Linked DNA regions of Homo sapiens: regions 1 and 2 are each linked to region 3. A link is a contact called in ENCODE Hi-C or POLR2A ChIA-PET data. All regions are on one chromosome and are shown on one strand. The core of a region is the stretch at or near the end of the contact, and the rest is flanking DNA. Distances in the headings are between cores, read along the strand shown.

Region 1 (3,410 bases), core at 587-3,086, 1.6 Mb after region 3:
CTGAGGTCAGGAGTTTGAGACCAGCCTGGCCAACATGGCAAAATCCCCTCTCTACTAAAAATACAAAAATTAGCCGGGCATGGTGGAGCATGTCTGTAATCTGTTACTCATGGAGCTGAGGCAGGACAATCGCTCGAAGCTTGGAGGTGGAGGTTGCAGTGAACCGAGATCACACCACTGCACTCCAGCCTGGGCAACAGAGCAAGACTTCATCTCAAAAAAAGAAAAAGAAAATTCAGTCTGGACCTGGGTTTGGGGTCAGTGCCTGTTCCCTCCTCCTTCCTAACCCTCACCCTTCCTCCTTAGGGCAGATGGGCAGCTCCCATCTTCTCCCCTTCCCCCGTTCCCCAGGACAGCGACCAACACAGGGCGGCAGGGTAGGGCTGGACCCCCTCCTCCGCAGAACTGAATTCTGTTGAATACCCAGTGGGCAGATTAAGTTCGGGCTAAGGGGACCAGAAAGGCTGGGACAGGAAAGGAGTTTTCTTTTCTTTTCTTTTTTTTTTTTTTGAGACGGAGTCTCGCTCTGTCGCCTAGGCTGGAGTGCAATGGCGCGATCTCGGCTCACTGCAACCTCCGCCTCTCGGGTTCAAACGATTCTCCTGCCTCAGTCTCCCGAGTAGCTAGGATCATGGGACTACAGGCGCCTGCCACCATTCCCGGCTAATTTTTGTATTTTTAGTACAGACGGGGTTTCACCATATTGGACAGGCTGGTCTCGAACTCCTGACCTTATGTTCCGCCCGCCTCAGCCTCCCAAAGTGCTGGGATTACAGGCGTGAGCCGCCCGGCCCGGAGTTTTCTATTCTTTTTTTTTGAGACGGAGTCTCGCTCTGTCGCCCAGGCTGGAGTGCAGTGGCGCCGTCTCGGCTCACTCCGAGCTCCGCCTCCCGGGTTCACGACATTCTCCTGCCTCAGCCTCCCGAGTGGCTGGGACTACAGGCGCCCCCCACCTCGCCCGGCCAATTTTTTGTATTTTTAGTAGAGACGGGGTTTCACCGTGTTAGCCAGGATGGTCTCGATCTCCTGACCTCCTGATCCGCCCGCCTCGGCCTCCCAAAGTGCTGGGATTACAGGCGTGAGCCGCCGCGCCCGGCCTGGAGTTTTCTTTTTTTTTTTAAGCATCACTTCATATTTCAAGAGCTCTCAGTTCTCCTGAGATTTCTAGGCTCTGTCCAGGATCCCTAAGCCTGTTCACAGTCCTACTTGAAGTTTCTAATCTTTCTTTTCTCATTAACCAAAACTGGAGAGAGGAAAAAGCCCATCATTTTCCCTGGACAGCAGCGCCTACTGGGAGTTTCACCCGCATTAACATGCAAACGACAGGCAAACTCCTAGTCATCCTTCCAAAGACCCTGCTCCACAGCCCTGCCGAGGCCGGTGCGCACCTAGCCCAGCCACTGCCCCTCACGGCCCCCGCGCCGCCCTCACTGAGCAGGGCGGGCAGCGCTGTAAGCGTAACCACTTGGGGCTTGGGGCTTCTGACCCGGGAGTCGGGTGCTGGGTTGAGTGCGAGGCCGACGCCTCTGCCGGGTGGGGAACCCGCCCGCCGGCGAGGAGCGGTCGCGGCCAGGGGCTTCCGCCGACTGGGAGGCCCGGGGCCGGGCCGGAGGGACTCGGAACCTGGAAACGACCAGGCGCGACCCCCAGAGGACTACAGGCGCGGCTTTTCTGGCCGCCGCCCGGTTCCCGCGGGCGACTCCACTCGGCATGCGCGGCGGGGAGCCTCGGCGGTGAGGCGCAAAGCCGCGGGCTCGTGGGACGGCCACCCCTCCGCAAAACCGCCAATGGGCGGGCCCGGGCCGCCGATCGCCCGCCGCGGCTTCCGGTTCCGATGACAGTGGCGCCGGAAGCCGGGGCCGGGGCTGCGGGGCGAGGTGAGAGCGGGCGGGCTTGGGAGCCGGCAGGTGCGGGCCGAGGGCGGGCACAGCGGCCGGCGGAGCTGAGGCGCGCGGCGGGGAAAGCTCGGCCGGCCTCCCGGGCCCCAGCCTTCTCCAGAACCCCTGCTACCCACGACTAAGCCCCGAACAATCTGCCCTTGGGCTTGTTCTCTTCGCAGTTGTCGGCCCTGGGCCGGGAGCTGGAGTCCCAGACTCATAGGTCCCGGCCCAGCCCCCGAAGAGCCGCCTCAGCCGGGGGGAGTTGCTCGGACTCAAACGTCCAGTCCTCGTGCGACCGCGCTGGGTCGGAAGTGAGCAGGTGCGCACCGGGCTCGGCAGGGCTATGGAGCAGGGTCTTTGGAAGGATGACTAGGAGTTTGCCTGTCGTTTGCATGTTAATGCGGGTGAAACTCCCAGTAGGCGCTGCTGTCCAGGGAAAATGATGGGCTTTTTCCTCCCTCCAGTTTTGGTTAATGAGAAAAGAAAGATTAGAAACTTCAAGTAGGACTGTATAGTAAAAAAAAAAAAAAAATGGAGGAGGGCGATATGACACGGTAACTGGTGTGAGGGTGGGGCGGAGGGGTCAGTATTAGATACTGTGGTCTAGCAGAGCATCTCTGAGGACGGGACATTTGCGTTGAGACCCAAATTAGGAGGCAGGCTTAGGAAGATACGGGAAGAGAGTGGTCCAGGCAGCGGGAACAGCCAGTGTGAAGGCCCTAGGGCAGAAATCAACTGAGAGTATAGTCAAGGAACAGAAAGCAAGCTAGTGTGGCTAAAGTATGGTAAGAAAGGGAAAGAGTGGTAGGAGATGAGGTCGGATAATTGGGGTTTGGTCACATAGAGTCTGTAGGTCAGAGAGAGGAATGTGGAGTTTTTTCTAAGTACAGTGGAAATCTTTTGGTTTTAAGCAGAGGAGTGACATGTAGGGTAGAGAGTGGATGGAGGTCGCGGCTGCAAAAGCATAAGAATTGGCTGGGCACGGTGGTTCACGCCCGTAATTCCAGCACTTTGGGAGGCTGAGACTGGCAGACGGCTTGAGCTCAGCACTTCAAGACCAACCTGGCCAACATGGTGAAACCCTGTCGCTCCAAAAAATTAGGCTGGGCGCAGTGGCTCACGCTTGTAACCCCAGCACTTTGGGAGGCCAAGGCGGGAGGATCACTTGAGGCCAGGAGTTCAAGACCAGCCTGGCCAACATGGTGAAACCCCGTCTCTACTAAAAATACAAAATTTAGCCGGGTGTGGTGGCAGGTGTCTGTAATTCCAGCTACTTGGGAGGCTGAGGCAGGAGAATCGCTTGAAACTGGGAAGCAAAGGTTGCAATGAGCCAAGATCGTGCCACTGTACTCCAGCCTGGGCGACAGAGTAAGACTCTGTCTCAAAAACAAACAACAAAAAAATTAGCCAGGTGTGGTGGGGAGAGAGGGGAAGAATAGGGACAAAAGGGAATACATAAATAAACACAAAGGAGAAAAGGCCCTGCATGGACCACTTACATGTGTCATGAACTCAGGAGTGTTCATGGTG
Region 2 (3,163 bases), core at 1-2,500, 1.0 Mb after region 3:
CATCCGACCCTCCAAGACTCCTGCAGGAGCCTGCCTTCCTGGGCAGGCTCAGCCAAAAGACCAACTCAAAACTCTTTTGTCAGAGCAAGCTTAGGGAGAGCCACCCAGCCCCGAGTGCCACAACCCTCCCAGAGCAACCGTGGCCCATGTCACCCCCGCCTCTCAGTGAACTTTGGCAGGGTACCTCCCGTTATCTCCTTTGCTCAAAAGAAAGTGACCTTCTTCCAGGTGGCAAGCTGGAAGCTTTGGGGAATCCTCCTACTGTTCGCTCTCAGCAGGATTCTCCAAACCTGGGATCTCAAGGTCGGGGTGGGCTGCCTTGCGGAGCAGGGGAGGGAAGAAGGGCAGGTTCTGCTGGGTTTCCACCTCAGTGCAGAAACCCCACCAAAAACTCCTCCGGGCAGCCTGGCTGTCTGCTCCAACTGCTCTGCTGGGTATGGCGAGGAGGCGCCAGGAGACACAGCTGCTGAGGGGGCCGCGGCTGCAGGCGCTGCAGGGGACGGAGTGGAGCCGTTCCCGGGGGCAGAGGGAAGAGGCTGCAGTCGTCCAGTCCCAGAGCCCCGAGATGGCCTGTGGCTGAGGGAGCAGGTGGGCCCGGGGGAGGTGGCGGGCCGAGAGCGGAGCTGCGGCCTCGGGATCACAGCCCAGTCCCAGTCCCAGTCCCAGTGTGGGTGTACGGCCGGAACGCCCGGAGGCGGCGGGGAGAGGGGAGCAGCTTCAGCCTAGTCGCAGGAGCGCGGACCGAGCCTCGGCTTTGGGGAGAGGGGTCCAGCCTCCATTCCCGCCCCGGGGGAGAAAGCTTCGGCGCCGGACCCGGGGGAAGGCTGCTACCCCAGCCGCGGCAGGATGGCCCATCCCCAACCCCGCCCCACTCCCGCTCCCGCTCGGGGAAGGTGAAAGCGCCCGAGCCGCCGAAGTCTCCCCGCTCGCTCCTACCTGCGGGCCGGGCACCAGGTTGGGTTCGTCATCCTCCCTGGGGCCGTCGTGGTCGGGCTCCGCCGGCGCCTCCGGAGGGCCTGCACCCGCTCCCGCCTCCAGGCTTGGCGGCGGCGGGGGCTCGGGCGCCTGGGGCTTCTGCGGCCCCGCGGCCCGAGCCCGCTCGCGCCTGCCCGCACCGCCGCTCGGCCTGCTCCGCCTCCGCGTCATGCCGCCGCTCGCGCCGCTCCCTCGCTCCACACGCCGCCGCCGCCGCCGCCGCCGCCGCCGCCGCCGCCGCCGCTACCGCTCCCCTCACAGGACAACAGCCAATATGGCGGCGCCCGGTTCCCCCCCTCCGCCTGCTGCCAACAGGTCAGAGGGCACGCGGAGTCCGCGCCGCCGCACTAGCCCCCGAGGCCGCCTGCGCCATTTTGAATAAGGTCACCACCCGGAGTTCGCTGGGAGAAAAACTTGGTGGGGAGACGCCCTTCCCCCCCTACGCGGGACGGGAAGGATGCAACCTGCTGGAGGAACGCGTGTAATGCGGTGGTAATCGCGCTGCACCACCCTAGCACTTAATAATTGCCTGTTAAATGGATGAGTGAATTAATTTCTATAGTGTTACAATACTTTCACACCCATCGTCTGACTCCTTCCGACAGCACAGCGAGGCAGGTACGGATCATTCCCATTTTGCAGGTGAGAAATATTGAGGCAACATAAAGGCCTGGAAAAGGTTGCTGTACATCATTTTGTTGGAACTCCTGGGCTCGTGGACGGCCTGAGTTGAAAGGGACGAAGGTCTTTATTTGCAACATATGGTCTACTGGGAGTCCAGCGTTCTGTGCTTGGGACAGTGGGACTCAAACCCGACTCCTTGTTCCCGAGTCTGATGGGGAAGGTAGACACGTAGGTACATAGTTACAACCGGTGTGATAACGATGAGACGACTAGGTGTTTCCAAAAAAATAGTATGTGCAGGAGAGGATTTTGGAGTGGTACACAAAGGAGAATTTTTAAAACTTAATAATTATGTATTTAATTGTTAAAAATGGAATTTCCCCCCTCTTTTTGTGAATATACTGTATAATACATGTACATGGCACAGATTAAAAAAAAAAAGTTTTGAGTGAAGTCTGTCTCATGCCTGGGCTATGTACTCTGAAATTGTGGTTATATGCAGAGTTGCTATTGGTATCAACAGGGGCGGAATCCTGACACTGGCTTCCTAACCCATGGGGCAAGGGCTATTTTGAAAGGAAGAGCTACATGGAAGGCCCTGGAGCTCTCCTTAACTACCAAGAAAATAAATCAAAAATAGTACCTTATCTCACCCAGGGATTAATGCCACTATCAAAGATTTGAAAGACGCAGGGTGAGTCCCATCACATCACCATTACCTCTTCAGTTTGCCCAGAACAGAAGAGAGACGGCCTTGAAGAACAACAGAGCATTATGATAAACTTACTTATTCTGGTAAGAACCCCAACTGCAGGCATTCTTCCAGATGCGGTCCTTCTTGGGACAGATCAGCACAGTTGTTGGTCTCTAATAGGCAACAAGAGGTCTGGTCAATGGTTATTCTTCTGTACCAAACACCAGGAATCCCTTGCATTGATCTGGCAGGGGCAGCGGTAAACCCTCACTGTCTTGCTTCAGGGTATGTCACACTCTGGACCCAGCCACTTAGTTTACAGGGATTTTTTTTTTTTTTTTTTTTAATGACAGAGTCTCACTCTATCTCCCAGGCTGGAGTGCAGTGGCGCAATTTCAGCTCACTGCAACCTCCGCCTCCTGGGTTCAAGGGATTCTCGTGCCTCAGCCTCCAGATTAGCTGGGATTAGAGGCACATGCTACCACGCCCCCTAATTTTTTTGTATTTTTAGTAGAGACGGGGTTTCCCCGTATTGCCCAGGCTGGTCTCGAATTCTTGACCTCAGGTGATGCACCTGCCTCGGCCTCCCAAAGTGCTAGGATTACAGGCGGAGCCACTGCACCCTGCCAGTTTACAGGGATTTTTTTTACTAAATCTCCATTCTAATGGATATCAGGCTAATCTGCTGAGGCACTGATGACATCATCTTGATGGACCTTAAGAAAAGGGAATAGCAGATATCCTGGATGATTTGGTAAGGCATGATGTGTGTGCCAGAGGATGGATAATAAATCTCACAAATATATAGGGGCCTCGCAGTAAGCCATCTAGGAGTCTGGGATATGTTGAGATATTTCGTACAAAGTGAAG
Region 3 (3,516 bases), core at 98-2,597:
AGATAAAAACAAAGTCAGACCCTGGGGGCATGAGCAGACTCAGCCAGGAAGAGAAGCCCCCCTTCCTACTTCCCCACACCCCACCCGAAACAAGCAGGCTCTGCCCAGCGCAAGCAGAGCTTCCCAACGTGTGGTGCCTGGAGGCCGCTGAGGGCCGGACCACCAGACTAGGAGAGAAGACTCCCTAGTGACCTTGGTCAAGGAAATCCCTTTGCTTCTGAGCGCCTCAGTTGGCACAGCTATAAAATGGGGGTGGAAATCTTTCCTTCCCACAGCGCCCAAATAAAACCAGAAGAGTCCAGAAGAAACCAGGTGGTCACACTAGTGGGGGAGGAAACCAGGGTCCTGGGGAAGGGGGGGCTCCCCAACGCGGGCCAAGTGCACGCTGTGGGGCTCTGGGAAGCTTACCCAGCCACCCCTCCCCAGGCATAGTGCTGGGGGGCCGAGGCGCGGACACAGCCCCGAGAGGGGCCTCCCTCGTCCGCTTCCTACTCTTTTGCGCCGCTCTCGGAGGGACACCGGGGGCGGGAGGCGAGACTGCAGCGCAGGGGCCAGAACGCTGCGACTTTAAGAGCCGAGGATCCCGGACCATGTGCTCGGCGTGAGACAAAAGCAACAACAAAGGAAGTGGCGGCCGCAGGGGGAGGGGGGCGGCTCCTTCCTCTCCAACCGCAGCGCTCAGCTGCAGGAGAGGGGAGATACGGCCCGGCCACGGGGGGCCTTGGGGGGGGTTCCTGATCCCTGGGGTCTCGCTGCCCGCAGTCTGGACCGCCCGTGATTAACCCCTACGGAGCCACCTAGATCACGGCCCCCATTCCCAGGGGAGGGGAACAGAAGGTCCATGGGTGGGGGAATAGGAAGTTGGGGGCCCTGGCACCGACTCACCTTTGGCCGCCCGGCCACACGTTGACTCCTTTGTTCCCGATCTAGGACGGCCAAACTGGGCAGGGGGCGGGGGAGGGGGGGGGTGCCTGTCTGGATCCTTTAAGAGCTCCCGCCCTGCGGAACAATGTGCTCCCCTCCCCACCCCCGGGTCCGGGGGCAGCCCGGCTCCTTCCGGGGCCTCTCTCTTTGTTGTCCGCCCGACGGCGTCTGCCTCGCGAGGCCCACGCGCGATCAGTCTCTCTCGGCCCAGGCCCTCAGGGAGCGGGAGGCGGCGCAGGACGCAGCTGGGTCTGCGCGGCAGCCGGCGGCTGGCCCTTTAAGAACTGTCCGCGGCGGCAGCGGAATGTAACAAACCCCACATTTGATTCACAACATTCGAAGCGGCGGGGTCGCGCGCCAGACGGGAGGGGGCTCGCGGGGGCGCGCCGGGAGGCTCCGGCAAACAGTAGCCCGCTGCAAGCCCGCAGGGGCCCCGCCCCGCGCCGGGAGCTCCGCCCTGAGAGCCAATCACTCGCCGCGACCACGCACGTGACTAGTGGGCCACCATCTTGAATTTTTTTAACCTCCTCCTCGCCCCCACCTTCGCACTTAAAGGGACCGCAGCCATAGTCAAAAGCAAGGGGCGGGGCCGCATATCCTGACATAAAGATGGGGAGACCCCAGGGTGGGCAAAACCGATCGGCTGCAACTCGAACTTGCTATGCAAACTCGCTAACTACTCGCGCCTCTGAGGCTCAGTTTCCCTGCCGAAGAAATGGGTCCCGCCAGGAGAACCGGCAGTACGGACTTACTGTGTCATGGTCCCCTCCTCGGGGACAGGGTGCCGCCTGAGATACTGAAGTGCAATGGGTCTGACCTCTGACGGGGCGAGAGCGGCCCAAGTGGTTATGCTGGCTCTAACAACCCTGGGCCGGCCACCTTCCCGGAGATGACGTCACCCCCAAGAGCTGCAGCACCGCGCTGACATCATGGCCCGGCCGCCCCACTTCTCCTTGTTTATACTACACGGCGTCTTTAAAAAGCTGGTACGGCCCAGATTGCCCAACAGACCAATGGCGGACCACCCATGCAAACGAGCTAACGTCTGCCGGGCAAGGAGATTGGCCCTGCTCGCGCTGACGTCACAGAGACATTTAACCGCCACGCCCCCAGCGTGGCGGTGGAGGAAGAGAGGCGGGGAACAGGTTGTAGTTTAAAGCAAAAGTGCAGGCGCTGGGCGCTCTAGCTGCTAGGCTGGGCTTGAGAGTTTGGTGTCCCCGCGGAGACCTCCCTAGCCAGGGAAACTGGGAACTAAGCCCAGTGAAGCGTCTATACTTTAGTTTTCTATTCCTCTCAGCAGCTATGAGACGGAGGGATTACTATAGCCAGTTCATTTTACAGATGGGGAAAGTGAGGGCCTTCCCTTACTCCAGATCACACAACTAGAAGTGTGGCGGAGCAGGAGTGTGAACCTAATCCAAAGCCGAGCCTCGTTCTCCTTTGCCTCGAAGCCCACCCACCCGGGCAAAATTTATACAAAATGGGGTATTACCTCCACCACAATTATATAAGCAGAAAATCAGTAATTTGCTAAATATCCAAGAGCTGGAACAGGTCGAATAATGAATATTGGGTGCATGCATATAATCAATAACGACTCTTGGGCAGTTACCACAAAGAGGCAGCTGGAGGCGACACGGGGCTATCTCCAAGACAGCCATAAACAAGGCGCCAATGCAAAATGTTAACATCTGTTAACCTGTGTGGTGGGCCATGGGGCAGGGGGATGGGGGGCTCATTTTCTATGCTGCTTTGGTATATTTCGTAATCCTAAATTTTATATAAAAATTGAAACCAAGATGCTGAACAGTTCTAACAGTATGTATCAGGTTTCTTTAATTGGACATATGCCACATCTGCATATATTTCTGGAAGGGTATACAGGAAACTGATTAACAATTGTCCTTAGGGAGAACTGGAAGGGAGAAGTTGGGTCAGTAGGATAGACTATTGTATATATTGCACATTAGCTCTTTTTTAAAAACCCTATGCATTATAACCCACTGAAATTTTTAAAGAAAGCTATTATAAAGACTATGTCTTAAGTCTTTTAAGCCAGAAAACCTTTTGTTCCCTTAGAATCAGAAACCCCCTTTCAGCTTGGGGAACAGACATGTTTATGGCAATGTTTAGACCAGCAATGATCGTATCACTGTGCAACACAATGACTGAAGATGGAACTGAGCCGGCTGTCGGCAGATCTCTAAGCAACACAAGAGCAAGGTCATGATGCAGTGCTATCGATGCTCCCTGGAACGCCAAACTCTATCCATCACAGTTAAAAATTACATGTGCATGAGAATAAGTGTGGCTATACAAGGTTATGTCTTTACCCAGTTCCTTATCATCAACTGTTCCTTTACCTCCAATGTCTCCTTCAACCTTTTGTTTTCCCCACCACATAAAAGCAATTTGAAAACCCTCCCCATGGCCGGGCACGGTGGCTCACGCCTGTAATCCCAGCACTTTGGGAGATCCAGGCGGGCAGATCACAAGGTCAGGAGTTTGAGACCAGCCTGACCAACATGGTGAAACCCTGTCTCCACAAAAAATACAAAAATTAGCTGGGCATGGTGGCATGCACTTGTAGTC

Evidence for each region. A loop is a pair of places that touch in the nucleus more often than their neighbours do. ChIA-PET counts read pairs that join two places held with the same protein, here RNA polymerase II (POLR2A). Pooled maps may share reads with other maps.
Region 1: a loop to region 3 is called in a pooled map, with 8 times the contacts of the local background. The contact joins the promoter of RMND5B here to the promoter of RNF44 in region 3. A Hi-C loop is called at or near these places in 1 of 37 single-sample maps with no recorded cell type and 10 of 50 pooled maps. POLR2A ChIA-PET finds 5 or more read pairs at or near these places in 1 of 52 experiments (Caco-2).
Region 2: a loop to region 3 is called in a pooled map, with 9 times the contacts of the local background. The contact joins the promoter of FAM193B here to the promoter of RNF44 in region 3. A Hi-C loop is called at or near these places in 9 of 50 pooled maps. POLR2A ChIA-PET finds 5 or more read pairs at or near these places in 2 of 52 experiments (BJ and activated CD4-positive, alpha-beta T cell).

The regions. Positions count from the first base shown.
Region 1 is chr5:178,129,178-178,132,587 of GRCh38, forward strand. RMND5B (required for meiotic nuclear division 5 homolog B) reads left to right here and starts at 1,837. Exons shown (of 11, transcript NM_022762.5): 1 at 1,837-1,877; 2 at 2,060-2,199. RefSeq lists enhancers at 359-1,010, 1,011-1,662, 2,941-3,410 and a silencer at 1,394-1,983.
Region 2 is chr5:177,553,313-177,556,475 of GRCh38, forward strand. FAM193B (family with sequence similarity 193 member B) reads right to left here and starts at 1,251. Exons shown (of 9, transcript NM_001190946.3): 1 at 937-1,251. The coding sequence starts at 1,146. It overlaps FAM193B-DT (FAM193B divergent transcript), which reads left to right and starts at 1,316. Exons shown (of 3, transcript XR_941274.3): 1 at 1,316-1,617. RefSeq lists silencers at 420-529, 860-1,069 and enhancers at 950-1,453, 1,180-1,339, 1,360-1,509.
Region 3 is chr5:176,536,055-176,539,570 of GRCh38, forward strand. It overlaps RNF44 (ring finger protein 44), which reads right to left and starts at 1,348. Exons shown (of 11, transcript NM_014901.5): 1 at 886-1,348. It overlaps LOC124901143 (a long non-coding RNA gene), which reads left to right and starts at 1,875. Exons shown (of 2, transcript XR_007059071.1): 1 at 1,875-2,069; 2 at 3,004-3,243. RefSeq lists silencers at 842-1,031, 1,112-1,371 and enhancers at 1,482-1,921, 2,162-2,341.